Regions from separate parts of the Homo sapiens genome. Here regions 1, 3 and 4 are each linked to region 2. The links are chromatin contacts, found by Hi-C or POLR2A ChIA-PET in ENCODE. All regions are on one chromosome and are shown on one strand. Each heading gives the region's core, a stretch centred on a gene start or an enhancer-like site at or near the end of the contact. The rest is flanking DNA. Distances are from core to core; before and after follow the strand shown.

What was found. Hi-C counts contacts between places; a loop is a spot of excess contacts on that map. ChIA-PET counts read pairs that join two places held with the same protein, here RNA polymerase II (POLR2A). Pooled maps may share reads with other maps.
Region 1: a pooled map shows a loop between it and region 2 (3-fold over the local background). The contact joins the promoter of C2orf72 here to the promoter of NCL in region 2. A Hi-C loop is called at or near these places in 1 of 50 pooled maps. POLR2A ChIA-PET finds 5 or more read pairs at or near these places in 4 of 52 experiments (HEK293T, PC-3, activated B cell and 1 more).
Region 3: a pooled map shows a loop between it and region 2 (8-fold over the local background). The contact joins the promoter of DIS3L2 here to the promoter of NCL in region 2. A Hi-C loop is called at or near these places in 7 of 50 pooled maps. POLR2A ChIA-PET finds 5 or more read pairs at or near these places in 2 of 52 experiments (CD4-positive, alpha-beta T cell and Panc1).
Region 4: a pooled map shows a loop between it and region 2 (4-fold over the local background). The contact joins the enhancer-like site here to the promoter of NCL in region 2. A Hi-C loop is called at or near these places in 5 of 50 pooled maps. POLR2A ChIA-PET finds 5 or more read pairs at or near these places in 2 of 52 experiments (CD4-positive, alpha-beta memory T cell and WTC11).

The regions. Positions count from the first base shown.
Region 1 is chr2:231,031,826-231,039,056 of GRCh38, reverse strand. It overlaps C2orf72 (chromosome 2 open reading frame 72), which reads right to left and starts at 1,534. Exons shown (of 3, transcript NM_001144994.2): 1 at 858-1,534. The coding sequence starts at 1,491.
Region 2 is chr2:231,461,593-231,469,015 of GRCh38, reverse strand. It overlaps NCL (nucleolin), which reads left to right and starts at 4,532. Exons shown (of 14, transcript NM_005381.3): 1 at 4,532-4,680; 2 at 5,700-5,816; 3 at 6,999-7,423. The coding sequence starts at 4,663. RefSeq lists enhancers at 3,978-4,077, 4,588-4,777, 4,123-4,792, 4,838-4,887, 4,793-5,464 and silencers at 4,208-4,557, 4,904-5,273.
Region 3 is chr2:231,957,342-231,964,462 of GRCh38, reverse strand. It overlaps DIS3L2 (DIS3 like 3'-5' exoribonuclease 2), which reads right to left and starts at 2,750. Exons shown (of 21, transcript NM_152383.5): 1 at 2,698-2,750. RefSeq lists a silencer at 2,493-2,652 and an enhancer at 2,783-2,872.
Region 4 is chr2:230,972,870-230,980,410 of GRCh38, reverse strand. No RefSeq gene overlaps it. Among named protein-coding and RNA genes, the nearest start is that of SPATA3-AS1, 19 kb to the left of the region's middle. RefSeq lists enhancers at 3,293-3,342, 4,447-4,566, 5,981-6,120, 6,241-6,290. Within about 2 kb of position 6,135, at least 4 of the 41 ENCODE cell types and tissues checked have a DNase peak (open chromatin) inside an H3K27ac peak, as active enhancers do.

The DNA of each region.
Region 1 (7,231 bases), core at 285-2,784, 430 kb after region 2:
TGCAGCTACTCTTAATGTGCATATTTTCATCCTAGAACATTGGAGAGTTCCTGTAAAGCCTTGTGTTCCAGGAGGAAGGAGATCCTGACCCTTCTGCTGATGGCAGCAGTCACGGGGGCTGGGAAAAGACCCTTAAATCCCTTCCACCTTTCAGGAGAATGTGGAGGGAAAAGGTGGCCTCAGCAGACCTGGGGGAGGCTGAGGGACACAGCAGTTGGGTGCACAGCCTTGGTGGGTGGCCAGAAATCAATAGAAAATGTACTCTTAGTCCCTCTCACCTCCCCACACGTCAAGTCCCGAGCACCCATTCCTTGCCCTCTTCCTAAAACCAGGCAGGGCTTCCAGGACGAGCCTCCACCGCGCTGGAGATGCCCCTCCGCCCCTCCTAGAGCTCCCGACGCATCTCTGGCTGCGCAGCGCCCTAGAATTTAGCTTCTGGCACCGCCAATCTCCTTAGCACCCATCCACCCCCTTGAAACTTTCCCATCCCAAGGCTTTCCCATTTCCTTCCCCACTCCTCTTCTCTCCCCACCCCCACCCACCCCGTAACTCCTAGATCTCGGCCTTGCCCGATTCATCCCTTCTCTCTACCCACTCCCTCTGCCTTCTACTCGGCCCCTCAGCTTTCCCACGCCCCCTAGGCATCTCCCGTGCACTCCGGACCCTTCCGGGACAGACTCGATCCGCTACGCACGGCCCGCTCTCCGCTAGCTGCGAGGCCTGGCTCTAGGCACCTCCCTGCTCTGAGCCTCAGTTTACCTCGGTGCTCAATAAGGGAATGGCCAAAGGGGTCCAACTTGGGGGACGTGCCCGAGCCACCGCCCGCCCGCGCCCAGCCGGGCCCCGCGCAGTCTCACCTGGTTGCCCGGCTCCGGCGGCTTGCAGGGCCCTGCAGGCGGCCGCCTGGACGGCCAGGCAGGAGGCCGGGAGGCCGGGGCAGTAGGCGGCCGCCTGCACGGGCCCCCCCGCCTGGCGGCCGAACACGGCGCGCAACAGCGCCTCCAGCAGCCGCAGCCCCGGCGCCACCGCGTCCTCTGGCCCGGCCTCGGCCACCAGCACCCCGACCAGCGCCGCCCCGGCCCGCCGCCGGCCGCGCACGTCCCGCAGCATCTCCCGCAGGCGGCGCCGCGGCTCCCGGGCGGCCAGCGACGACGCGCGGCACAGCACGAAGACCAGCGGCGAGCGGATGGCGCGCGCCGCCGCCGCCGCCGCCCCCGCCGCCCCAGCCGCCCTCGCCGCCCTCTGCGCCCCGCGCGCCGCCCCGGGCCCCGCGCCCTCTGCCGCCGCGCCGCCCGGCTTGGCCGCGCCTGGCTCCGGCGGGAACACCGCCCGTGCGAAGTCCCGCAGCAGCGCGCGGCTCTGTTCGCGCTCCCACAGCTCGCCCACCAGCAGCACCTGCCCGCGGCCCCCCGCCGCTTCCACCAACGCCTGGAAGGGCGGCTCGGCAGGGCGCGCAAGCCGGGCCGCCAGCGCCTCCAGCTCGCGCTCCATGCTGGCCGCCGCCCGCCCTCTGCGGCCGCCGCGGCCCGGGCGCACCCGCTGCCCGCCTCTCGGGGCGGTGGCGCCCCGGCACAGAGGACACGCCCCCGAGGGCCGAGCCCAGCCGGACCCCCGGGCCCCCGGGCGGGGCCTCTGTGTGCACGCGCCCCTGGGCGCAGCCCGCATCGCGGGCCCGGGTGGGAGGAAGAGGGCTTTCTCCTCAGCCCTCCAAGGGTGGCTCCTCCCGAAGTCCCTGCGCAGACGCGGGGAAACAGAGAGTCATTCATTCATTCATTTGTTCGTCCATCCCACACATACTTACTGCGCACCTACTATGTGCAGGCGCTGGGCAGCCGAGGTTGGGAAGACAGACAATTATCCCCTCACTAGATAAGATCGTTTGGAGACCTGGAGCAGAGTCCTGCACAGTTTGGGGTCTTGCCGAGGTGGGGTGGGAGGTAGGGGGGTAGGGGGCGGAGGGCGCAGAAGTGGGTAGGAAGGTGAGATAAAAGAGAACACGCAGGGGTTATTTCTGCCACCCAGCTTTCCTTTTGGGCTTCAACATTTAGCAAAAACTGACCGAGGGTCCATTATTTCCACAAATACTTATTGTACCACCCCAGGCGCTGGGGTTGAAACCCAGACTGTTTCCGTAAAGCAGAAAGTCTAGGGGGCCAGATGCAGGACACGGATGGTGCTCTGATCTGCGTGGGGAGCAAGGGGCCAGCCAGGTCAGAAGCAGGAATGCATTTCCCTTCCTTCTAAGGATCTAGGTCAGCCTTGTCCAATAGAACATTCTGTGATGATGGAAAACTTTTTTATTGTCTGCACCATATGTGACTATTATTGAGTACCTGAAATCTGGCGAGTGCAACTGAAGAACTGAGTATTACATTTCACGTAATTTGTAATGAAATGTAAAATTAAAGCAGAAAGTGACAAGATGATAATGTACTTAAAGGGCTGGCACCTTTCTCTGAATAGTACCCTAAAGACGCCGCAGAAGCAAGAGGGGAGTTGGTAAGGACTCTGAGAAACCAATGTAAAACCAGGGAAGGCCTGTCGCCTCCTCCCCTCAGTGCCATAGAAGGGGGATAGGCTGAGTGAACGCTATACACTTGTGCTCTTTTCTTTGCTTGCATTGGCCTGAGTAGACCATTTCTCAACCCCATCTCCCCAGCACTGCTGGGAGGCAGAAAACAGCTGTGCTAGCCAGGGATGGCATATCAGGCTGGGGCTAGCAGCACAGAAAAACCAGACCCGGCAGCCTCTTCTTCCCACTTCATGGGTCAGGAATTCCAACCACGAGACCTGCCTCATGAAAGAGGATTGGCCAGGGGAGAGTGCCCAGAAGCTCCCTGAGTGGGGTGTCTGGTGTGTGTGAGGGTGGCACATGGGGAGTGGCTACATTCACATTTGATGCCAGAGGCAAGTCCCATCACACCCCCATTCCTTAAGCTCCCAGGTGGGATATATAGGAAGAGCCTAGGTTTTAGTCTCTTCCAGGTGTACCTATCGCCAACCAAAGTAGCTGATATCTAGGGAAACATGAATTCACTGGGAAAAATAATTAGACTTCTGGGGCCGGGCGCTGTGGCTTGTGTCTGTAATCCCAGCACTTTGGGAGGCCAAGGCAGGTGGATCACCTGAGGTCGGGGATTGGAGGCCAGCCTGACCAACATGGAGAAACCCAGTCTCTACTAAAAATACAAAATTAGCCAGGCATGGTGGTGCATGCCTGTAGTCCCAGCTACTTGGGAGGCTAAGGCAGGAGAATGGCTTGAACCCAGGAGGTGGAGGTTTTGGTGAGCTGAGATCGTGCCATTGCACTCCAGCCTGGGCATCAAGAGCGAAACTCTGTCTCAAAAAATAAATAAATGAATAAAATAAAATAAAAAATAAAAAACAGTTAGGCTTCTGGAAAGTATAAAACAAAGCAGGTTTAATGGATATATGAATTAAGATTCATTTCTTAATAACACAGACAACACTAATAACAATGAAAATTTCTTTTTCTCTTTTGTAGACGTTTGGGGATGGACAGTTTATGGCTGAAATAGTATAATAGTTCTGCTTTACTAGGTGTTTGAAGACTCAGATTTCATACCAAGTCACTATTGCCCTCTGACATCTTCATAATCCAAATTGGCTGCTAAAGCTTGGGCCATCACACCTGTATTCCCAGAAGCTGGGTAGTAGAAGGACTGAGGAAGGAACAAAAATCTGGTTGACTTCAGATTTCTTAGCAACAACATTGGGTTTAAGAAAAAATGGAAAAATTGTTTTAAAGTATCAAAGAAAAATAACTTTGACCCTAGATTTGGATTTCTAGCTAAATTATCAGGTATATAAAGAATCAGAAGGCGTATCACATATAGCCCCTCTTTGAAAACACTATTGGAGGAAGTGCCCTATCAAAAAGGGAACTAAATCTGGCTGGGCATGGTGGCTCACTCCTGTTACCCCAGCACTTTGTAGACTGAGGCTGGCAGATCATCTGAAGTCAGGAGTTCAAGACCAGCCTGGCCAAAATGGTGAAACCCCGTCTCCAATAAAAATACAAAAATTAGCTGGGCATGGTGGTGTGTGCCTGTAATCCCAGCTACTTGGGAGGCTGAGGCAGGAGACTCGCTTGAACCCAGGAGACGGAGGTTGCGGTGAGCCAAGATTATACCAGTGTACTCCAGCCTGGGTGACAGAGTGAGACTATCTTAAAAAAAAAAAAAAAAAAAGAGGAACTAAGAGTGCTCAATAATAGCAAGTAAGAGGGATTAAATCACTTGTCTAAATAACAGTGCAAGGCCATGCCAGCAAAGCACAGCCTAAGTGGGTATAATAAACTGGGAGGGTGGGTGGCAGAGCCAGGGTGAAACCTACAAGTTGACCAGAAAGGGAATTAACCCCATCCAGGTCACCTCTGAGGAAGAGAGAAAGACAAGTTCTAGAGAAGCACTGTCAGGTATACTGGGATTTTTAGCACATTCTTACAAGGCTTGTCTAAAACCAACATGCTCTGCCTCCTGAACTATATATTCTCAGCCTCTAAATCTCCACAACTAATTACAAATTTCCATAGGCGGGATGCGGGATGGATCAGAGGGGGGTGGAATGTTAAACGAAGGTTGGAGTCCAGGGCCAGTAAAGTTTATCTTTATCTGTGTTATTTACACAGCAAAGGTTCTGGTATTAAATTAACAGGAAACTGCAAAGATCTTTTTTTTTTTTTTAAAAAAAGGCAAGATGCCAAGAATATTTCTTCCTCCTCTCCCACCGCACCTTAGAAAAACATCATAAAATTAATGGACTTCTTCTTTCTCTGGTGTTCAATGAAGATATAAAGTAAACTGGGATTTTTGAAATACTTTACCTCTTCATGTTCATTTAAACAGAATTTGGTGGGAATCAAGTGATAAGAGACTGGTGTGGTGGCTCACACCTGTAATCCCGGTACTTTGGGAAACTGAGGTGGAAGGATTTCTTGAGCCCAGGAGTTTTAGACCAGCCTGGGCATCATAGCGAGACCCCATCCCTAAATAAACAAACAAACAAAAATCAAACAGCTAGTTGGGTATGGCAGTGTGTATCTAGTCACAGTTACTCCTTGGGAGGTTGGGGTGGGTGGATGGCTTGAGCCCGAGAGGTCGAGGCTGCAGTGAGCCGTGATTGTGCCACTGCACTCCAGCCTGGGTGAGAGATCAAGGACTTGTCTCAAAAAAAAAAAAAAAAAAAAAAAAGTGACCAGAAAGTGTTGGTTTGGAAAACAAGGAGTAATCTCCCTCTAGTTGCTTGCCAGCTCCTTTTCCCTCTTTACTCACACTCTGTCACCCTATTCTCCTCTCCTTCTTTCTTCCTTTCCCCGCTTCCCCTCTCCCCACCTCCCCCTTTCTCTCTTCTTTCCTTTCCTTCCTCTCTTCTCTCCCTGTACTTTTCCGCTTTTTCCCTAAGATGTTTGATTTGGGGGCTAAAAGGAAGGCTGGACCTGGGGAGACTTTCTGGCTTCCTGGGGAGCTGGGTGGAGGGAGGAAGATCTTTAACATGAGGAAGACCTCAGAGGGAAAGGAAATTGGAGGAGCCCCCAGGACCCACGGAGGAAAGAGGCTGAGGTGGGAAGAGGGGCTGGAAACTTGAAACTGGGTCTAACAAGTGCTGGGTGCCCCTGAGGTGGAGCAGGCCTGCTCGCTGGTGTGCTGGGACTTCGTTTCCTCCTCTGCCAGGCCCAGGCTGGTTCCCATGAGGGCACCAGGAATGCAGATCTCTGTGCCAGCTGGTGTTCTTATGGGGGTCAAATATCTCAATTTCGCCTGAACTTTAGGGGTCTGGTGAAGGTTTGTTAACCCACTTATGCAGGAGGTTGCAATTTTTTGAATTGCAGACATGTGTGAAAAATCAGACCTTGGCAATGACCTTGAGCAGCAGGAAATAAATAACTCCCACATGCTTAGCGTTCCAATAATGGAACACTAGGAATAAATGGGATTGAAGAAGCCTGCAGGAAATGCTGACGGGCAGAGACCAGGCTTCAGTGCCTATCATGCTCCTGCTGAGCCCTGGACTAGTCAGTGGTGCCAGGAGGAGGGGCAGGCAGGCCCCCAGGACACACCTGTACTGGCTGAGGGCATCACAGTGGGGGCAGTCCTCCGTCAGCCAACACCTGGCACATAACTGTGGGGAGAGTGTCTACACCTGTCACCTTGGTGGCCACAGCTGCAAGGTGACTTCGTGGGGATCTGTGAGCATCTGAGGCCCCAGTAGGGGTGAGGAGGAGAACAGCAGCTCATTTGTGCAGCAAGGACATATGGTGACTTCGAAGCCACTCAATTTGGGCCTCCTTTCAAATCTACTGGGCCAGATCAAGTTAGAGCTTCAGTGTAAGTCTCCCAAGGTCCCCTCCTGGGAGAATGGCACCAGCCAAAATTGGCCAGGAAGAAACCATGGTCTCTAAGAGTTGAATGGGACCCTGGTTGGCCTTTCCCTCCCCCAGGACAGGGCTGCACCAACTGCACCCAAGCTGGCACCTCAACTGTCAGGCCCATTGAGGTTAAAGTGGAGCAAAGAGCAGTTATTACTGGAGGCAACCTTATTCCTCCCCCAAGTCTCAGAGCAGGTGCCCTTTTATAGACTATCAAATACAATGTGAGCTGTATCTGTGGGGTGGGCATGAGGGCCGGTGCCCACCACAGACGCCCTGCCCCTGTACCTGTATGTCTCATTCTGTTCACTTTCTGCAGCTCCTCGGTCCCCGGCTGATGAAAAAATAGGAAGTGTGCAAGTGTTGGGGCAATGGGCAGTGGGTGACTTCATGATCATCGTTCATGAGGTGCCTGATATAGAACAAGGTGACCATTAAAATAATCTTATGATAACCTTAGTTGCCCAAGCCAGCTCCTGGCCAGTGCCTCTCTTTCCCAGAGGGGTGGATCAAGAACCCGGTCAGGAAGATGGGCTCAGTGAGTGCATGGAAACATGAGGTTCCTCTGCACCAGATCTTGTCAGAGCTCTGTGACTGACCCTGACGTGACTCTGCAGGACAGGGAGCTTCTGTGATCACTGGCTAGAGGATGTTCAGCTTACCAATTTCAGGTTGCACTGGACAAAGATGATGGCGGTGTTGCTAATGACACTAAGGTGGCACCACCTCACCACTTTAGAGAAACTCTCGCTTCACCACTTTAGAGAAGCCTCTTATCAGTGGTAGCGGCAGATGGACAGGCAGTGGTTGCCAGTAGAGCTTTCTGCAATGAAGAAATTGTTC
Region 2 (7,423 bases), core at 3,283-5,782:
AAAAATACAAAAAGTAGCTGGGCGTGGTAGCAAACGCCTGTAGTCTTAGCTACTTAAGGGACTGAGGTGGGAGGATCACCTGAGCCTGGGATGTCGAGGCTGCAGTGAGCTGTGTTAACACCACTGGACTCCAGCCTGGCCAACAGAGTGAGTCCAAAAACACACACCCACACCCCCACACACCCACACACCAAAAAACACAAAAAAGTGGCGAGTGACAGCTGAGGAGATCACTGTAGTGGGAACCCCAGGAGGGGGTGAGGAGGGGCTCGCTGGCACAGGGGAAGGGGTGCTATAGAGAAAGACTCTGGTTTCCTTGGGGCTTTGGAGTGGCAGAGAGAGCTCAGGATGTCTGCAAATGTATAGAAATCAGAGGGTGGGAATCCCTCTGGGAGGTTTGTCCTTCCCTATGAAGGAGAAGATAGAGTAACTCTGTTGACAGGGAGGGCAGAGAAGGAGAGGTGAGGGGCCTGAGGGAAGAGGCTTGGCATAGAGGCTGGGGAGAGGGAAATGAGAGCGTTCAGGAGCTCCTGGAAGATGATCTGGGCTAGCAGCTGGGGCTGCTACCAGGGCAGCTGCTGGGAGGGCAGGGCATTTGGAGGCCCCAAATCTGCATCATCACAGATTTCTCTCCAGCAGGGCCCAACCTCCTGGATGGAGAGGCCTGGGAGGTGCAGCAGGGAAGTTGGGGATGACGTTGATCTGGGGCCCACAACACCCTCCTCCAGCAGGCTCAGGGGCCTGCAGTTGTTGGCAACGGGCTGACTCTACCTCTGGGTGAACAGGTGAAGCTTCTCGGGCTGCCTCGGGAAGACAAAGGCTGGGTTCTCTGGCTCCGGCTCCTGGGACCCTGAGACACAGATGCCTCCTCTGGGAAAGGCTCGCTAACACACTAAGCAAGGCCTGGCAAGGGAGGAAGAGCTTAGGGTCCCCCTTTGACATCTGGGGGAAAGTGTTGGGGAAGATCTGGGCAGTATCCAAAGGCCTCAGTGAACCCAAAGACAGAAGGAAGACAGAAGGAGGCTGGACTGGTAAAGGGAACTTCATAGCAGACACCCCAGGCCTTCACACTCAGCAGACCTGGAGCTCTGGAAGCTGAGGCTGTGAACTCCCTCCCGGCCAGCTGGGGTGCCCAGCCCTGCCCTGCTCGGCCTACATGGCAGGGACTCACCCTGCAGGCTTTGTGGGCTGGGTGCTGGCTGGGTCTGGCCAGCCCTACCTGCAACTCAGGGGGAGGAGCAGGGGAGACACAGGATGTCCCCAACCTCCTGACCTTCTGAAGCTTCCCTGGCATCAGCCCGGGCCCTCATCATAGCCTTCAGTGGAAGAGCCTGGAAGGGGGGCAGCTGCTTCCTGCTCAGTCCCCTCGGCTTCTCAGCAATTCTATCCCTCATGTCACCACGTCCCTGCGCTAAGCTCCCTCTTTTTTAAATACTCAATGTGATTTTTCTTGGCTAGTTGGAGCCTAACTGAGACACTTATTTCCTAGAAGCCCAGTCCTGGGAAGTGGAGTTAATCCTTGGAAGCCTGCAGACCCCCTCCAGTGGGCTGTCAGATCCTAGCATGAGTATGAGGCCCACTATGGCCTACTGGGTCTCAGGGGTCAGAAGTGCCCATGGGTGTCCCAAGTGGGTGCCTCACTACACAGGTTTCATGGGGGGCAGCCAGACCACAGCAGCAGACAGAGTTGGGCCGGGTCCATGCAGGCCCAAAGAAGCAGCCAGTGGCCACTCAAGGCAGTGGTATCCCTGCAGCTTCTTGGCTGGTGTCTGAGACTAGTCACACTCCCCACAATAATTAGAGCCATGCTCACACCTCTCACCACCATCTAGTTCTTCCTCTGCTAAAACGTGGAGCACTGTCTCCCAGCCTTGGAGCTCAGGGGCAGCAGATAATCTGAGCCAGCTGGAGCAGGTGGGGTCGCTCTTGGCTGGAACGGCCATGGAAAACCCCAACCAAAGACAGCACTTGGGAGAACATCTATGAAAATGTGAAAGTCCATACCCTTGACCCAGCTGTTCTACAGATATGATTTGTGTAAAATAACGTAAGTGAGAATATTTGCTATAGCAGTTTGTAATGGCCAAACATAGCAAAAAACCCTAACTATCCAGCAATGGTGACTAGATAAATTGTGATCCTTCCACACAAGGAATGCCATGTAGCTATTAAAAAGAATGAGGCAGCTCTACATGTGCTGATGTAGGATGAGTTACAAGATACATATAGTTAACACAAAAGAAGAGCTCAGAACAGTGTATATGATAGCGTTTGTATTAAATATAACAAATATACTTGTCTATTTGCACGTACGGCTGAATCTGGAAGGATATACAAGAGACTGCCACTGCCTTGAGACTGGGAGGCCTAGGGGACAGGAACGGGAGGGAGACCTTTTATTGTGCATCTGTTTGAATCTTTTGAATTTTGCACTATGTGTATACTTTACAATTCAATAAATACTCATGTTTTCAAAAGAAAACAAAAAAGCATTTAGAAACAAACAGGCCAGACGTGGTGGCTCACCTTTGGGAGGCTGAGGAGGGAGGATTGATATAGCTGGGGATGTCAAGGCTGCAGTGAGCCATGATCCTGCCACTGCACTCCAGCCTGGGTGACAGAGTGAGATTCTGTCTCAAAAAAAAGAAACTGGGATGACACAGCAGTGTCTTCACTTATATCCTACGCCTCCACTGCTAGCTATGCGACCCTGGACAAGTTAATTTACCTCTATGTCCCAGTTTCTGTAAAACAGTGGTAACTTTTTGGAAAGGTTATTTTGAAGAGTAAGTTAATTAATATGTAAAGAGCTGGAAGAGCGCCTGGCACTGAATCAGCATTATGAAGTGTTAGATATTGCTATTTTGCTGCCCCAGACCAACTCCAAAGCAACGCCACTTGAGCCATGCCGGCTCTCCCTGCTGCTGCTTCTACCTAAATACTTCATTCATTTAACAAATAATTTTATTTTCTTTCTTTTTTTTTTTTTTGAGATGGGGTTTCGCTCTTGTTCCTCAGGCTGGAGTTCAATGACGCGATCTCGGCTCACTGCAACCTCCGCCTCCTGGGCTCAAGCGATCCTCTCACCTCAGCCTCCCGAGTAGCTGGGACTCCAGGCGAGCGCCACCATGCCCGCTAATTATTTTTTGTGTGGAGACAGGGTCGCATTATATTACCCAGGCCGGTCTCAAGTTCCTGGACTCAAGCGATCCTCCTGCATCAGCCTCCCAAAGTACTGGGATTACAGGCATGAGCCATCGCACCCGGCCTTAACAAATGCTTTTCTTTCTGAGACGGAGTCTCGCTCTGTCGCCCAGGCTGGAGTGCAGTGGGCGATCTCGGCTCACTGCAACCTCCGCCTCCCCGGTTCATGCGCCTCGGCCTCCCAAAATGCTGGGATTGCGGATCTGAGCCACCGCGCCCGGCCTGAGGTGATTTTTAACAAGTACAGCCGTAGCTGCAGATATCCTGGTTCTGTAGGAACAATGAGGTATGGATGGATCCATAGCTGGACCTATGGATGGGATGGATCCCCGGCAGGCCCTGGACGGAGGGAAATGCTCTGGTTTGCTAAGCCCGGCATCGAGTGAGACCCACCCACAAAGCTAACCGTGGAAGTCACTGGCGGCCTCCTTCGCCCTGCCGCCGGGGAACCCTGCCGGTGGCTCTCGACCTGCTCCCGGGCCATCTGGTGACACTGACTTCGCAGCCACCACCTTAATTGGCGCATTCGACCCAAATAATAACCAGGGAACCTGTGGGCGGTCAAAGGCCCGGCTCTGCGGTCGGCCCTCCCAGGCCCCTCTCCCTGCCCTGTGAGGCCAGAAAGTTACTTCTCCGAGGCCGTTCCCCATGTCGAGAAATATCTCCCGCTTGAGGTTCTGTGGGGTAGGGGAGGTTCGTGCATTTCTCACAGAAAACCTCGCACAGACCCGCGACTGCCTTTATTAACAGCTCTCAGGAGACTGCCTGCAGCCGGGGGGTGCCTCCGGCCCCATGCTCGCGGGCAAGCAGGGATAAGCTGTGCCTCCAAAAGGGCCAACGGGAACTCCGCGGTCCCTGAACTTCCGGTGCTGGCGGACTCCTCGCTCCAGGGCCACCAGGAGCCGCGGCGTGAGTGCGTGCCGGGACCGAGCGCGGGGTCTCTGAGGAACTCCAAGGCTGCCCAAGCCTACGGACCCAGCCACATTGGCGAACCGGAGACCGCCCGATTCCACCACCCCCGCGCTCCCCTCACAGCCGGCGCCAAAAACGCCAGTCCCACGACGCAGGCCGGGACCCGCGCGCCCACGGCCCAATCAGCGCGGACCTTGCACAAAGCGAGCCCCGCCCCCACGGCGCCGTTGCCAGCCCCTCCCCCTCCCGTGGCCGCCTCGGCCCGCCTACTCCCCGCCCCGCGCCGTTCACGGTTAGAGGCTCGCGATTGGCTCATGGGGACGGCCGCGAGCTTTGGTTGGTCGGCGCGGAGTCACGAGGGCGCCGTCGTCGCCTTTCCACAGGCGATTACTGGGCAGGCTCAGTCTTTCGCCTCAGTCTCGAGCTCTCGCTGGCCTTCGGGTGTACGTGCTCCGGGATCTTCAGCACCCGCGGCCGCCATCGCCGTCGCTTGGCTTCTTCTGGACTCATCTGCGCCACTTGTCCGCTTCACACTCCGCCGCCATCATGGTGAAGCTCGCGAAGGTAAACGGCCTTGAGCGCGAGCGCAGACGTGTAGGCCTGCTTTCCGAGGGGCGAGCGCGGCGCCGCGGGGAGGAGGGCCTGCGCGCAGTCCCGGGCGCGTTCTAGGGCGCCATGCTGCGGGAAGTCTCGCGCGATTAGTGGGGAGGTCTCGCGGCTTCTGGCTACTTGGTGGCGAGGTGAAGAGCTTCTGCAGGTGCTGGGGGCGGCGAACGCGGCGGGAAAGACAGAGTCACTGAGCGCGGGGAGGGGGCGCTGGGCCTCGGGGTGGAGAGATGAGACCAAACTTTTGCGACGCGTACGAGCTGGGACTCGACTCCTGACGCACGTGCCCGGGAGCGCGGCCTGCCACGTGGGCCGCGCCGCGTGGGTCCTGGAATCTCCAGAGGGACCGGGTGCCTTGGGCCGGGAAATGGCGGTATCGGCCCTAGTCGGAGTCCCGGCTGCGCTCGGATGTCTCCGCCCCGGCCTGGCAAGCCGACACGTGGTGGGCCCCGGAAGGTGGCTCTGCCGCGTGCCTTTTGCGCTGTGTTTCGGGCACGTGGTGGCCTACCAGGTACCCCCACGTGGCCGCGCCGCCTCTTTAAGGGGCGGGGTTGTCTCGCTGGGAAAGGCATAAGCTTCATGAGAAAATCAAGGTAGTCATTTTTTTAAGTGCCTTAATGATCTTCACCGTTAATTTGGATTCAGATGAGGGTGGTAGAATAAAGTACCGGGATTTGTAGTATTAAAACACGGTTGTGCTTAACTAAGGTAACGGGAGGAGAAATCATTTCCTCAGGTTGACTTTTTACCTTAGGGCAGGTTTTCTGTTGGTAAAGCCTGGGAGGAAAAATGTGGGCGGTTGAGAGTAGTCCCTCTTGCATTGCCATCAGGAGTAGTTTCTATGTTAGTTGTGGTGTTTGGCACTATGAGAAATGGATCTGAGGACGGAGATGATGGCGTATGAACACTAATGGCAAAATATGAATGGCCTGAAATGTCGAGGTGGAGGTGTAATGATCTATTTGTGTCCATTTTAGGCAGGTAAAAATCAAGGTGACCCCAAGAAAATGGCTCCTCCTCCAAAGGAGGTAGAAGAAGATAGTGAAGATGAGGAAATGTCAGAAGATGAAGAAGATGATAGCAGTGGAGAAGAGGTAATTTTATCCAACTTAATGCAGAATTATGTTAAAACTACAAAATGGAGAGTTAAGACATGAAATTGGATATCTGTGGCAAAAATAAGATTTTATTCAGGTATGTCTTATTGTAGTGGTTGAGTGTTTCACAAGCTCTTCATTGACATGTCAAGATGTCATTTGGCTAAGTATTTGAATGTGAGTGTAAGACGAGATCTGGGAATTTCTTTTACATGTTCCTCTGCAGGGCTTGGAGTGTGATTTGTTGTGTTAAATCATTACATTTTTCCAGTTTCAACATGTTAGCCTCACCCCCACATGTAGAGCTGGGCATTGTATTCAGAGCTGAGGATAACCTTACCAGATTCCTTTCCTAGCCTCCAATTAAAATTAATTGGTCTCCATTCCATTATATATAAACTTTGTAATACTACTCACTGTGTTTTATAGTTATCTCTGGTGTAGACTGAGGGCTGCCACCTCTCTTTGTGTTACCATTGACCCTCTTTAGCACTCCTGGCCTTTTATTTGCTCACTATAAAGACAGCTGAGCACTGAATTGTGCTCAGGTTTCTCGTTGAGAACTGAATGAAAGTTTTACTCTTCCACACATTGCCTGATAAAACTACGGGATTTTAATGTAGCTAAATGATGACTTTTATCAAACTACCATGCACACTCTTTGATGTGTGATAGTTTTGTAAGGAATATTTATATTTAGCCTATTCATTTTTTGTCTCAGGTCCTAAGAATTGAGCTTCACTGGGCTTGGTACCGCCACCCACTGTAGGAGCCCCAAATGATTTAATAAGTTAATGCTTGGAGCCTCCTATGTGTAAGGTTCTGAATAATTTACACATAGCAATTCATGATCCTTAAACATGTAAGGATGATACTATTACCATTTTCAGATGAGAAAGTTGGGGCTTGGGAAAGTATGAGGTGTAAGAATTCAGAGGGTCTGGTTCAGAGGTATTTTTAAGTGTTCAAAAGAGTTCCTTATGTCTGGGTATTCACCTTATGATAGGGGCTCTGACTTAAGACAACATAACAGAAGCCTGGAGTTTAACATGCTAATGTGTCTAGTGCATGTGGTCTTGAACCAGAGGCATTGCCAGAGTCTAACATCTCATTGGGACCATGGTTATCTTTTTGGGTGTGGGGCTGGACTTACTGGTTTGGTTTTCATTTATTCTCAAGGTCGTCATACCTCAGAAGAAAGGCAAGAAGGCTGCTGCAACCTCAGCAAAGAAGGTGGTCGTTTCCCCAACAAAAAAGGTTGCAGTTGCCACACCAGCCAAGAAAGCAGCTGTCACTCCAGGCAAAAAGGCAGCAGCAACACCTGCCAAGAAGACAGTTACACCAGCCAAAGCAGTTACCACACCTGGCAAGAAGGGAGCCACACCAGGCAAAGCATTGGTAGCAACTCCTGGTAAGAAGGGTGCTGCCATCCCAGCCAAGGGGGCAAAGAATGGCAAGAATGCCAAGAAGGAAGACAGTGATGAAGAGGAGGATGATGACAGTGAGGAGGATGAGGAGGATGACGAGGACGAGGATGAGGATGAAGATGAAATTGAACCAGCAGCGATGAAAGCAGCAGCTGCTGCCCCTGCCTCAGAGGATGA
Region 3 (7,121 bases), core at 1,501-4,000, 500 kb before region 2:
CCATGCTATTAACAACACCTGCTCCTACTTTCTTCAATGTAGCAAATTTCACTTGAAATATTTCTCAAACCTCAAACCTAGTCAGTCCCGGGAAGATTTCCTTCTGCAGAAAACTTGTAAGCACAAAAATCTAAGCTACAGAATATACTAACCACACCTCACTCACAACTGGGAAGCAAATTCCCCAGAAAAGGATCAGTTCAAGATGTACAATTAAATGAGTCTCACACCTATAGAACAATGGAACAGAACAGAAAACTCAGAAATAAAGCCACACACCTACAACCATATGATCTTCAACAAACTGACAAAAAACAAATGGAGAAGGGACTCCCTATTCAATAAATGGTGCTGGGATAACTAACTAGCCACATGCAGAAGATATAAAACTGTATATATTTCATGATATACATAATGGGTTAAAGATTTAAATGCAAAGACCTCAGTCAGGCACAGTAGCTCATGCCTGTAATTCCAGCACTTTGGGCAACTGAGGCAGGCAGATCTTTTGAGCCTAGGAGTCAGAGACCAGCCTGACAACATGGTAAAAACCACATCTCCATAAAAAATACAAAAATTAGCCGAACGTGGTAGTGCGCACCTGTAGTCTCAGCTACTCGGGAGGCTGAGGTGGGAGGATCACTTGAGCCTGGGAAATCGAGGCTGCAGTGAGCTGCAGTCACGCTACTGCACTCCAGCCTGGGTGACAGTGAGACCCTGTCTCAAAATAAAATAAAAGACCTCAAGCTATAAAAATCCTAGAAGAAAACCCAGGAAATACACTTCTTGACACTGACCTTGGCAAATTTTTGGCTAAGTCCCCATAAGCAACTGCAGCAAAAACAAAAATTGACAAGTTGGAACTAATTAAACTAGAGCTTCTGCACAGCAAAAGAAATTATCAACAGATTAAACAGACAACCTACAAAATGGGCGAGAATATTCACAAACTATGCATCTGACAAAGGTCCAATATCCAGAATCCCTATGGAACTTAAATCAACAAGCAAAAAACAAATAAGCCCATTTTTAAAAATGGCCAAAGGACATGAACACTTCTCAGAAGAAATACAAAAAGAAAAAACCACGACATACAAGCAGCCAACAAATATATGGAAAACATGATCATGACTAATTATCAGAGAAATGCCAATCAAAACCACAATGAAATACCATCTCACACCAGTCAGAATGGCTATTATCAAAAAGTCAAAAAACAACAGATCCTCATTAGGCTCCCTTGGAAAGGGAACATTTAAACTACTGTTGGTGGGAATGTAAATTAGTTCAGCCACTGTGGAAAGCAGTTTGGAGATTTCTCAAAGAACTTAAAGAGCCACCATTTCACCCAGCAATCCCACTGTTGGGTATATAACCAAAGGAAAACAGACCATTATACCAAAAAGACATATGCAGTTGTATGTTCACGGCTGAGCTATTCACAATAGCAAACACACGGAATCAACCTAGGTGACCATCAATGGTGGACTGGAAAAAAAAAATGTGGATGTACAGGATGGAATACTATGCAGCCACAAAAAAGGAAGATATCATGTCCTTTACAGCAGCACAGATGGAGCTGGAGGCCATAATCCTAAACGAATTAGCACAAGAACAGAAAACTAAACACCACACGTTCTCACTTATAAGTGGGAGCTAAACATTGAGCACACTTACAAGTGGGAGTAGAAACATTGAGCGCACATGGACATAAACATGGGAACAGTCGGCCGGGTGCGGTGGCTCACGCCTGTAATCCTAGCACTTTGGGAGGCCAAGGCGGGCGGATCACGAGGTCAAGAGATCGAGACCATCCTGACTAACATGGTGAAACCCCGTCTCTACTAAAAATACAAAAAAATTAGCCGGGCGGGGTGGCGGGCGCCTGTAGTCCCAGCTACTCGGGAGGCTGAGGCAGAAGAATGGCATGAACCCAGGAGGCGGAGCTTGCAGTGAGCCGAATCGCGCCACTGCACTCCAGCCTGGGCGACAGAATGAGACTCCGTCTCAAAAAAAAAAAAAAAAGGTAACGGTAGACACTGTAGACTACTGGAAGGAGGGGAGAGATGGGGGATGTGGGTTGAAAAACTACCTACTGGGTTCTATGCTCAATACCTGGGTGCAATATACCCATGTGACTAACCTGCATGCGTATCCCCCATATCTAAAAGTTTATTAAAAAAAAAAACTCTCTATGATCAATAAAGGAGATAAAGTGTATCACTGTGGAAAGCGCAAACGTCAAGGACATGTTATAATTAAGCGGCTGCCCTTCAAGATTCCCGAGGCTCCCCATCCCTGCCAGTCCTGAACATCTCGATCAAGACCCTAGAGAACGCGTCCACAGGTGACCCGAGCCTCGGGAGGCGTCCTCTCTACAGCAACAGGCTCTAATTCTGGTCTCGCTCCCCTCACGCCATCCTAGGCTACAAGGGCCCCGGCGCTATAAGCGCGGCCTGGGAGGCCGGGTCGGTCAGGAGCGGAGAGTGGGGAGCTGGGGACATTGAGGGAGATGCGGGACAGGGAAGACGCGTGGGCCGGGGAGCAACGCCAGAGGCGGAAGACGCTCGTCCCGGGCCGCCACCACAGGTGCCGGGCGAAGCGCCGCGGAGCCCCCCAGAGGCCAGACCCCGGGTCGGTCCCGAGGGGGTCGTGCAGCACTAGGCGGTGCAGGGGGCAGGCGAGTGAGGGCCTCACCGTTTCTCCCCGGAGGCCGGCGCCGCCGCAGTCCCGCAGTTGCTAAGGAGAATGCTCTTCCGGGTCACGGGCGCGGCGTTCTAGAGAGCGACGGTGGCCGGGCGAGGCCGAGAGCGAAGCGCGCGGGGTGTGTGCGCGGTGCAGGAGCTCGTAGTCGGCGGTTCAGCTGCGACAAGGGCGAAATGGCCAGGCCAGGGGCCGCCGCGCCTTCTCCGGCCTCGCTCGCGGGGACAACTGGCTGCAACGGTTGGCTCCCAGTGGGCGGCCTCTGAGACGCCTTGTGCCAGGCGCCGGCTGGCTCCGGGCCCCTCTTCCACCGGAAGGAGCCTTCCAGACCCGGCTCCTGAACCTCCAGGCTCTGCTCCACTGGGCCAGGTCTTGCACGGCAGACGCCGCCGGCCCCTTTCCTGTTACAAGGCTTTGCTCATTCTTTCATTTACTCACTGCTCATTTATTGGACAACTGCTTGGGGCGAGGTGCAGTGCTGGCACTGGGGATACAGAGATGGACAACCCCCGCATGGTCCCTGCCCTCAGGATGTGAGGCTGATGGCAGAGCAAGCAGATGACGTCCTGCACGTGGGGATGATCGAAGGAAAGGAGACTAGGGGAGCCTGCCCAAGGGGCCCACCCAGACACGGGTGGGGAGCAGCTGATGTTGGAGACGTCGACCTAGTATAAAGGGTTGGGAAGAGGGTTTCAGGTGAGAGAGGAAGCGCAGCCGAGAAAGCCCCCGACAGTTCAGCCCGCCCAGGGAAGCGTGTTGAGAGGAAACAATCGTTAAGTACGGGACCTAGGAAACACCAATATTGTAGATGTGAGCAAAGGAAAAGGAAATCCAAAGAGCAGCCAGAACGTTCGGGAGAGCACAAGAGGAAAGAATGCCAGTGAGGGGATGGCCGCCATTCTCAAGCTATGGAGATCAAGTGTCCATTGGTGACCATAGAAAAATCAAACTTCCCTTTGGGAGGCCGAGGCGGGCGGATCACCTGAGGTCGGGAGTTCGAGACCAGCCTGATCAACATGGAGAAACCCCGTCCCTATTAAAAATAATAAATTAGCCAGACGTGGTGGCACATGCCTGTAATCCCAGCTACTCAGGAGGCTGAGGCTGGTGAATCGCTTTAACCCCGGAGGCGGAGGTTGCAGTGAGCCGAGATCGCACCATTGCACTCCAGAAAAAAAAAAAGAGAGAGGGAAGGAAAGACGGGAGGGCAGGGCAGGGTAGGGATCAAACTTCGGGAATACAATGTGGACAGATGCTTGAACCACCGTATGCTCCATATTGAAAAAGGAAAAGAGATGCATTAAATTGTGCCTATATTTCTCTTTTTTTTTTTTTTTTTTTTTTTGAGACGGACTATCGCTCTGTCGCCCAGGCTGGAGTGCAATGGTGCGATCTCGGCTCACTGCAACCTCCGCCTCCTGGGTTCAAGCAGTTCTCCTGCCTCAGTCCCGAGTAGCTGGGACTACAGGCGCGTGCCACCACTCTCGGCTAATTTTTGTATTTTTAGTAGAGACGGGGTTTCACCGTGTTAGCCAGGATGGTCTCACTCTTCCGCCCATCTTGTCCCAAAGTGCTGGGATTACAGGTGTGAGTCACCGCACCCGGCCAGTGCGTTGCAGTAGTCTAAGAAAATTCAGGGTTTCCCTTAGTAACTATGAGCTCCATGAAGGTGGAAAACTTTGCATCTGCAGTACCTGCCACACACACAGGCCTCAATCGATGTTTGCTTAAAGACTAAATGAACCCAAGGAACCTTTGTTTTTTAATGTTCACACAGACCTTTCTAGAACCCTCAGGAAAACTGTGATTTCAGCAAAACTTGTCTTTGAAATGTAGAGGGTAGAGGAAACCCAGCAAGGACAGGAGGCAGAGGGTGTCAGGCATCCAGGGATTCAGTGGATAGGAGAGGGGCCAGTGGGGACAGGAAGGGGAAGACCTAGAAGAGGAAGAGAACAAAGGATTGAAATAAAATCTGTGGCCGGATGCAGTGGCTCATGACTATAATCCCAGCACTTTGGGAGGCCAAGGCGGGCTGATCACTTGAGGTCAGGAGTTCGAGACCAGCCTGGCCAACATGGTGAAAACCTGTCTCTACTAAAAATACAAAAAATTAGCCAGGCATGGTGGTGGGGGCCTGTAGCCTCAGCTACTCGGGAGGCTGAGGCAGGAGAACTGCTTGAACCTGGGAGGTGGAGGTTGCAGTGAGCCTAGATCGGGCTACTGCACTCCAGCCTGGGAGACAGAGCAAGACTCCGTCTCAAAAAATAAAAAAATAAAAAGAAAACCTGAGATTTCAGGACTAGAAATAGGAGGTGAAGCCAAGGAAACCAAAAATAATTAAAAGTAGGAATAGAGAATCAAGGACAAGAGCAGAGGAAGTAGGGCTGAGACCATTATTTTCCTTAAGTTCAACGGACAAATCTCATTTTGATTGGTCGTTTGTCAAAGTGTGCTGCCTGCCTTTGTATAGGCTACAGGGCTAGGGTGGACATATCACTGTGCCCTCTTTTTTTTTTGTGGGGGTCGGGGGATGAAGTCTCACTCTGTCGCCAGGCTGGAGTGGAGTGGTGCAATCTCGGCTCACGAGGCACATCCCACCACACCCAGCTAATTTTTGCATTTTTAGTAGAGACGGGGTTTCACCATGTTGGCCAGGATGGTCTCGATCTCTTGGCCTCGTGATCCGCCCACCTCGGCCTCCCAAAGTGCTGGGGTTACAGGCGTGAGCCACAGCGCCCAGCGCACTGTGCCCTCTTAAGTGATGTGAGCCCTGGCTTCCTCACGTGGGCTAAAGGAAGATCACAACACACTCTGGAGTAGACTTGCGGCAAGAGGCTTATCCCACTAGCATATGTTCGTTCAGTCCATTACTTCAGTATGTTCCTATTGAAACAAGTATTACAATAAGCTCCCTGAAAAGAGATAGAAGTAATATTCTCTGAAAGACAACAGATCTCTCCATAACAGATGTGACAGGTTATCTGTGTCAGAAAACCAATAAATTCAAAATGTATGGCTGAAGAATTTAGAAACACCAAAATATGGGTCAAGTGGGCTATCTTGGTCCTTTAGGAGTGCTATAACACAATACCATAGATTGAGTGGCTTATGAACAACAGAAATTTGTTTATCGTGGTTCTAAAAGCTGTGAAGTCCAAGATCAAGGCACTAGCAGATTCCATCTCTGGCGAACCATTTCCTGGTTCATAGATGGCCTTCTTGTCCTGTTGTGACGTGATAGGAAGAAGGCTAGCTAGCTGGCCTCTCACAGGCCTCTTCTTAGAAGAACACTAATCCCATTAGTAAGAACTCCACTCTCATGACCCAAGTACTTCCCAAAGCCCCCACCTCCAAATACCATCACACTGGGATTAGGGTTTCAACATATGAACTTTGAAAGAACACAGACATTTAGTCCATAACAGTCTGTTATGAAGTCCAAGCCTTTCTGGAAGTTTAGGGCTTGTACACAGCTGTGGTTGCCCCAGAACCTCTCAGTCCCAGCCTGACCTGAATTCTTAGCAACCACCACCCCTAACCCAGCCTTCTGGACTAACATCTACTCAGTCACAAAAGCAGACACCATGGGGTCATCCCTGACTCCACTTTCCCTCATCACCACGCCCACACCCTAACAATCCAGTCCCTGAGCAGGTTCTGAGGATTGTCTCCTCCCCACCCAATTCCACTGCCACCAAGGACAGTGAAAGAAGCAAACAACCAAGCAACTCAGGGTCAATAACAAGTGTTGCAACCTCAGAGATGAGTCAAGGTGATAAAGGTGGGGTGTGTGTGTGTGAAAGTGTAATAACCAAATCAAACACCAAAACTCCAAGGAGATAAGATGGAATACATTCATTCAACATATTTTAGTTGCCTTTCACATGATAATTTTATCATAAAGGCAGTAAAAGATAATGAAAGGACTATTAAAAAGGGTAAAGAAAAACTAAGAATCAAACACATTCCAAGAACCAAAGTGAAGCAGGATTTGCTGGCCTTTTCGAGGCCCCAGTTCTGTTGAGGGATATGTTAAAGTGCCAGGAGCCTGGCCTTCACCAAGGCTGAGAGCGCCATGGTGAATAGAAAAGGTGTCTCACCATTCCCATATCTACTGTTTTTGGCGTCCTCAACTGCAACGACTACACCCATCCAGACCACTAATTCCAACATACAATTTTGGTCTGATTAAAGTCTATTTTTGCTCTTCTCTCAATTTAAACTTAATGTTTTTAAAAAATACATTTTCTTTTTTCTATATATAGTATTCTTTTTTCTCTTAAAATTTTTTTTTTTTTTTTTTGATACGGAGTCTTGCTCTGTCTCCAGGCTGGAGTGCAGTGGCGTGATCTCAGCTCACTGCAACCTCTGACTTCTGGGTTCAAGCGATTCTCCTGCTTCAGCCTCCCAAGTAGCTG
Region 4 (7,541 bases), core at 4,886-7,385, 490 kb after region 2:
GTGTCCCATATGTGGGTTAATCTGATTGCTTACACAAGATTAGATGCAGGTTGAATATCTTTGGCCAGAGTTCTGTACTGCATAGGTGCCACTGTAGACTTCTCAGTCAAGTATCACATCTGGAGTAAATAATGTCAATATCACATCTGGAGTAAATAATGTCAGGCATCACAACTGGAGTAAATAATGTCAGTATCACATCTGGAGTAAATAATGTCAGTATCACATCTGGAGTAAATAATGTCAGTATCATATCTGGAGTAAATAATGTCAGTTATCACATCTGGAGTAAATAATGTCAGGCATCACATCTGGAGTAAATAATGTCAGGCATCACATCTGGAGTAAATAATGTCAGGCATCACATCTGGAGTAAATAATGTCAATATCACATCTGGAGTAAATAATGTCAGTTATCACATCTGGAGTAAATAATGTCAGTTATCACATCTGGAGTAAATAATGTCAGTTATCACATCTGGAGTAAATAATGTCAGGTATCACATCTGGAGTAAATAATGTCAGTATCACATCTGGAGTAAATAATGTCAGTATCACATCTGGAGTAAATAATGTCAGTATCACATCTGGAGTAAATAATGTCAGGCATCACATCTGGAGTAAATAATGTCAGGTATCACATCTGGAGTAAATAATGTCAGTATCACATCTGGAGTAAATAATGTCAATATCACATCTGGAGTAAATAATGTCAGGTATCACATCTGCAGTAAATAATGTCAGTATCACACCTGGAGTAAATAATGTCAGGCATTACATCTGGAATAAATAATGTCAGTATCACATCTGCAGTAAATAATGTCAGTTATCACATCTGGAGTAAATAATGTCAGGCATCACATCTGGAGTAAATAATGTCAGTATCACATCTGGAGTAAATAATGTCAGGTATCACATCTGCAGTAAAAAACATCAGTATCACATCTGGAGTAAATAACATCAGGTATCACATCGGGAGTAAATAATGTCAGTATCGCAACTGGAGTAAATAATGTCAGGCATCACATCTGGAGTTAATAATGTCAGGCATCACATCTGGAGTAAATAATGTCAGTATCACTTCTGCAGTAAGTAATGTCAGGTATCACATCTGGAGTAAATAATGTCAGGTATCACATCTGGAGTACATAATGTCAGTATCACATCTGGAGTAAATAATGTCAGGTATCACATCTGGAGTAAATAATGTCAGGCATCACATCTGGAGTACATAATGTCAGCCACTCTTGGTCATTCTGAGTTTGATCACTAATCCTCACTCTGCTTCCCCTTTTGTAAGTAATTTTTAGAATCTTCACATGGTCACAGGATTAACTGAATATCCAAGTCACCAAACAGTTTTGGCAACTCTTGGTGATGCTTACCTGAAGGAAGCATTACATTGGAGGTTGGAAAATGGTAGTTTTTCATTCTTTTATTCCTGCTACATTTACTAGCTGGCCTTTTTTTCTGTAAGAATTTCCAAATCCCACTATATTAAAAACATTAATCACTGTGGGTTCGTGGAGTTTTAAAAATGCTATAATTGAAACTACAGTTATTCATTTTGATGTTCAAATCATCCCACATTTGAGCAGTGGGAGCCCTCAGGTCAGCTCCTGAATCCTTTTGACATGATCACATTTATCTTCCAAAACTGTTTTGCTTTCTGGTGTGACAAGAGATTCCATGCTCACGTTGTACATTTTCACCCCTGACCTAGAATCTACCATTTCTCTAACGAGCCCTGGTGCCTTTAGTGGTGAATGGTATAGAGAAAGAAAGAACCTGGTGATATATGCGATCATTGCTACTCGGCTGTCATTCAGTGGACAGGATTAGAAAACTCATTTTAAAAAAAATTACAAGTTCAAACTGATATATTTCCTACTCAAATTTAACATTACAGTTTTTCTTTCACTTCTTTACTGACTACTAGTATCTTTTTTCCCCGTCAGTAAAATATATATTTGCTTATTTGCTTTCCACTATACATGCACAAAAGAGTTTCAGAATTACAAGACCAATATTACTGCTAACAGTAAACATACTAAATAGAAGTTTTTCTATAGTTCTTCTGTTCTTAGAACAGATCCTTCTCCACAATCAGAGTGTTTGCTCTGTGTGGTTGTGGTATCAGTTTGAGGCGTTATCAGTTTGATTTCCTTCTTTTGCATTCTATTGTAGGGTATTCTTTATCCCACCTTTTTAACATTTAATTTTATTTTTAAAATACGTGAAACATTTATGTAGTTAAAAAGTAAAAATGGGTTGAGAATAGTGGCTCACACCTGTAATCCCAGCACTTTGGGAGGCCGAGGTGGGAGAATTGCTTGAGCCCAGGAGTTTGAGACCAGCCTGGGCAACGTAGGAAGACCTCATTTCTACAAAAATAAATAAATAAATAAATAAATGAATAAATAAATAAATAAATAGCTGGGTACGGTGGCGTGTGCCACTGGGAGGCTGAAGCAGGAGGATTGCTTGAGCCCAGGAGGCTGAGGCTCCAGTGAGCCACTGCACTCCAACCTTGGTGAGAGAGCGAGACCCCGTCTCTGAAAAAATAAAAAAATAAAAAGTGACAATGATATGAGATATACAAGAGAAGCCTCACTGCCGTTCCTATCCCTTCTACCCCATTCCTTCCCACCTCCACGGTGAATGCCTTCCATTAGTGTCTGTTTAATACTGTATTTCTTTTCACAAAAATAACACATACACGTATTCATTTTCTCTTCTTTCCATATGAAAGATGGTATAATATATATCCTCCTTTGCATCTTACCCCGAACCTCATTATCCGTTCACACAGACCTCTCATGCTCACATTCATTCCTTCCCATTTCAGAACATTCTGCTGTCACATGGAACCTGTTCAGGGTTGGTTTTTGTCTAATCTATATTAATGCTAGTTATTTCAGAAGACCATGCAATACCCGTGAAAACTTCCCCTTCGCTCTCAGAAAGTTTGCACAAAAATCAACTCACAAAAGGCAGGTTAATTAGATAAAACACTATGAATTTATTTTAACGTGTCAAGCATGGGGAACTGTAGCAGAGTGATTATTCGATAACCCAGCGGGGTACATATGCTTATATACCCTTCTTCTTAGGGGAAAGGGAGATGGGGCAGTGTGGATGATTTTAGTTTAAGTGATTTTTAGAGAAATTCAATGGGCTTGAAGAACATACAATGGCCTGGGACAAAGTCTGTTGTGCCTGCAGAGTATACAACGGTTTGTGACAAAAGTCTGCCTAGCTGTGTTGATAGATGTCAGTCTTTCTTCCTGGATATGAGTTCAGTTCATGAAAATTTAGGAAGGGACCAGGAGTAATTGTTTTCTTCTTTAGTGAGTCTGGGCTTTAGGCAGATAAGGGAACTTCAGAGAACAACCTCATTCTGTGCTTTGAGAGAGACAGACTGAGACAGAGGCGGGGGTTGGGGGAGGTCAGAGAAATCTTGTGGCTTCTTCTTCAGTTCAGCATGTCACAGAGCCATATTTGGGGGTATTGGTTTCTGAGCCCCAGTCTCCATGATACCGGCTCCTTTTGAACTGGCATGACCTCTGGATTCTGAGAGTGTGAGAAGGCAATAGGGCGAAGGTCCAAATAAGGGTGAAGGACACAATGCAGGCTGTCCCCTCCTGTCTGGCCTCTAGTGTTCTTGTGTCTCTTGGGACGTGCGTGGCTTGAGAGATGGGTTTGCGGAGAGGGGCTTTGCCACTGGAGGATTATGAAGTGTTGCCAGGAGAGAAGTGGTTTCTGTGCCAAACACTTGCCTCACTCAAAGTGTAAACTTTTCAAAAATTAAGGCACAATTTATATAGCATAAAATTTGCCACTTTAACCATTTATTTTTCTTTCTTTCTTTCTTTCTTTCTTTTTTTTTTGAGACAGAGTCTTGCTCTGTCAGGCTGGAGTGCAGTGGCGCAATCTCGGCTCACTGTAACCTTGGCCTCCCGAGTTCAAGCGATTCTCCTGCCTCAACCTCCCGAGTAGCTTGGATTACAGGCATGCATCACCATGCCCAGGTAATTTTTGTATTGTTGGTAGAAGTGGGGTTTCGCCGTTTTGGCCAGGCTGGTCTTGAACTCCTGACCTCAGACGACCCACCTGCCTCGGCCTCCCAGAGTGCTGGGATTTCAGGCAGAGCCACCGCACCCGGCCCACTTTAACCATTTTAAAGTGTACATCCAGTGGCTTCAGTACGTTCACCGTCTCATTCAACCATAACATTTTTATCACCCCCAAAGGAAACCTCATACACATTAAAAAACCACGCCCCATTTCCCCCTCCCCCAGGCCCTGGCAACCACCAACCTACTTTCCGTCTCGAATGGATTTGCCTATCCTGGATATTTCATACATATGAAATCATACAATATGTGTCCTTTTGTGTCTGGCTTCTTTCACTTAGGTTCATCCAAGCTGCAGCATGCGTTGGTAGTGCCTTCTTTTTATGATGAAATATTCCGTTTTATGAATGTACTACAGTCTAGTTTATCCATTTACAGCTTATGGACAGCTGGGCTGTTTTTACATTTTGGTCACTGTTTTAACCTGTGTTTCTATTCTTCTGGGTACATACTAGAAATGGGACTTCTGGGTCATATGGAAACTCCATGTTTAAATTTTTTTTTTTTTTTGAGATAAAGTCTCACTCTGTCACCCAGGCTGGAGTGCAGTGGCATGACCTCAGCTCGCTGCAACCTCTGCCTCCCGGGTTCAAGCGATTCTTCTGCCTCAGCCTCCCGAGTAGCTGGGACTACAGGCATGTGCCACTACGCCAGGCTAATTTTTGTATTTTTAGTAGAGTCGGGGTTTCATAATGTTGGCCAGGCTGGTCTCGAACTCCTGACCTCGTGGTCTGCCCGCCTTGGCCTCCCAAAGTGCTGGGATTACAGGCGTGAGCCACTGCACCTGGCCCCATGTTTAAATTTTTGATGAACCAACAAATTGATTTCCACATCAGCTGCACCGTTTTACATTTTTCACAAGCAAAGTAGGAGGGTTCCGGTTTTCCCACATCCTTGCCAATGGTTATTTTCCATTTAAAAAATTATAGTCATCCTCGTGGGTGTGAGGCGGTCAACTGTTAATACCCTTTTTGACACAAGCTTCGGGTGTCAAAAGATATGCTCTAATGCTGCCCTTTGGCTTCACGAGGCTACTTAAAGCTTCCAATTTCCTGTAAATCATATTAGACTTTGTTATTGTTACATTAACTTGGTGATCCAAGGGACTCATGGCTGTAGGGGGGCAATCCTGTTATATTCTAAGTGCTGTGGTTTGAATGTGTCCCCCAAAGTTCATGTGTTGGAAACTTAATTGCCAGTGCAACAATGTTGAGAAGTGGCACGTTTAAGTGGTGATTAGGTCATGGGAACACAGCTCTCATGAGTGGATTCAGGCCATTATTGGGGTACTGGATTAGCTGTCACAGGAGTGACTTAGATATAAAATCAGGGAATTCTGCCCCTCTTTCCTTCCTCTCGCGTGTGTTCTCTCTCACGACGTGATGCCTTCCGCCATGGGATGGCCCTCACTAGATACCAGCACCACGCTCTTGGACTTCCCAGCTCCAGAACCATGAGCCAAATAAACGTCTGTGCCTTGTAAATTACCCAGTCTGTGGTATTTTGGTATAGCGGCAGGAGATGAACTAAGACACTATGCATGATGTTACCCTGAACATTTGCATGAAAACAGCTCTTTACATCACATAGCCACACTCAGAATGTGTTATGGGAATACAGAAAAACAGAGGTGGGGAGACGACATTAACTGTGGTGAGGGGGTGAAATAATCCTTGGGACCAGTGACCTTTAGGGGTCTTTTAAAGTGACTTGTGTGCTCAAAATAACTGGCCCGGGCCTGCGGAATCCGGGCATCCTGACAAAACCACATGAATGAGGAGAACGGCACTTTTCATGACCGGCCCCACCAGGGGAATTTTTCAGGCACGCATCTTACTCTGATGCTCAGGTCAGCTGGCTACCACTAGTGAGCCCAGGCCCAGAGGCTGGGGCACCCCAGTGAGTCAGAGCCCAGATCAGGGAGGGTGAGAATTACCACTTCCTGTCTATGAAAAACACTTAGATAAATGTCGGTTCCCACCATGGCTAAGAATCAAATAATATTCTTTCTTCGAGCCTCAACCTCAAGTGCCTGACAAACTCTTGAAAAACCCAAGGCACTGCCCAAAGTAGTTTACACGGGGAGGTCCAAGGTGGTTTCCCTATGGCTGGTTGATGATGTTAATTACGGTATTTTTCAGGATTGGCAGTCAAGCAGATGTTATTAACATTAACTAATTAATCCAGGTCTTATCGCATGTCACCTGACGCCAAGTAAAAGCACCAGAGAAGTTTGGAAGTGGAGAAATGCCACAGGGTGGATCAGGAAAGACAGGACAGAGGAGGGGCCATTTGTGTAAGACCTACCTGAAAGGATAGGTGGAAGGGGACAGTGGGAGGGAAGGGGAGGATTGAGGCAGGGAGGTAAAGGTGCCACCCCCACACAAGCATGGAGCAATGCCAAGTGTCCCAACATAGAATGGACTTCTGGATACATCCACTTTATCCCAAAATTATTATGACAATGTGATCAAAAGAGAATATTGTGGCCAAAATGTTAAAGTTTGACATTCCAGAACAGGAATAATTATATCTTGGCACCGTTCATGGTGACATTTCTTCCATAGCTACTGTACTGAATATTTACCAGGCGAAGAAGACACTTTCAACTGAAGTAAGTGGAGAAGTGACTATTTTGGGGAACCCCCAGGCTACCTAGGGCAGTCTCTTTAACCCCTAGGATCGAGGTGTAGTTATTAAAAGCATCCACTTTCATTGCCCAAAGTGTCCCAGTTTAGACAATAAACTATATGGTCACTCTATTTATCATGGATTTTAAATTATTTTTAAAAATTGTGGTAAAATAGACATAACCTAGAATTCACCATTGTAACCACTGTAAGTGTTGAGTTCAGTGGAATTAAGTTATGTTCACCTAGTACAACCACCACCAACTCCCCATCCCCCACTTCCCCCAGCTCCTGGCAACCAACCATAATCCTAATTTCTATGTCTATGCATTTGACTACCCTAGGTACCTCTTTAAGTGGAATCATACGGTATTTTTCTTTTTGTGATTGACTTATTTGACTTAGTATAATGTCTCCAAGTTTCATCCATATGAGAGCATGGGTCAGAATCTCCTTCCTTTGTAATGTTGAGTAATACTCCACTGCGTGTGTATTCGTCTGTTCTTGCATTGCTATAAAGAAATACCTGATACTGGGCCAGTCACGATGGTGCATGCCTGTAATTCCAGCACTTTGGGAGGCCAAGGTGAGAGGATCACTTAAGTCCAGGAGCTCAAGACCAGCCTGTGCAACATGGTGAAACCCCATCTCTACAAAAAATACAAAAATTAGCTGGGCATAAGCCGGGCGCAGTGGCTCATGCCTGTAGTCCTAGCACTTTGGGAGGCCAAGGCAGGTGGGTCACGAGGTCAGAGGATTGAGACCATCCTGGCTA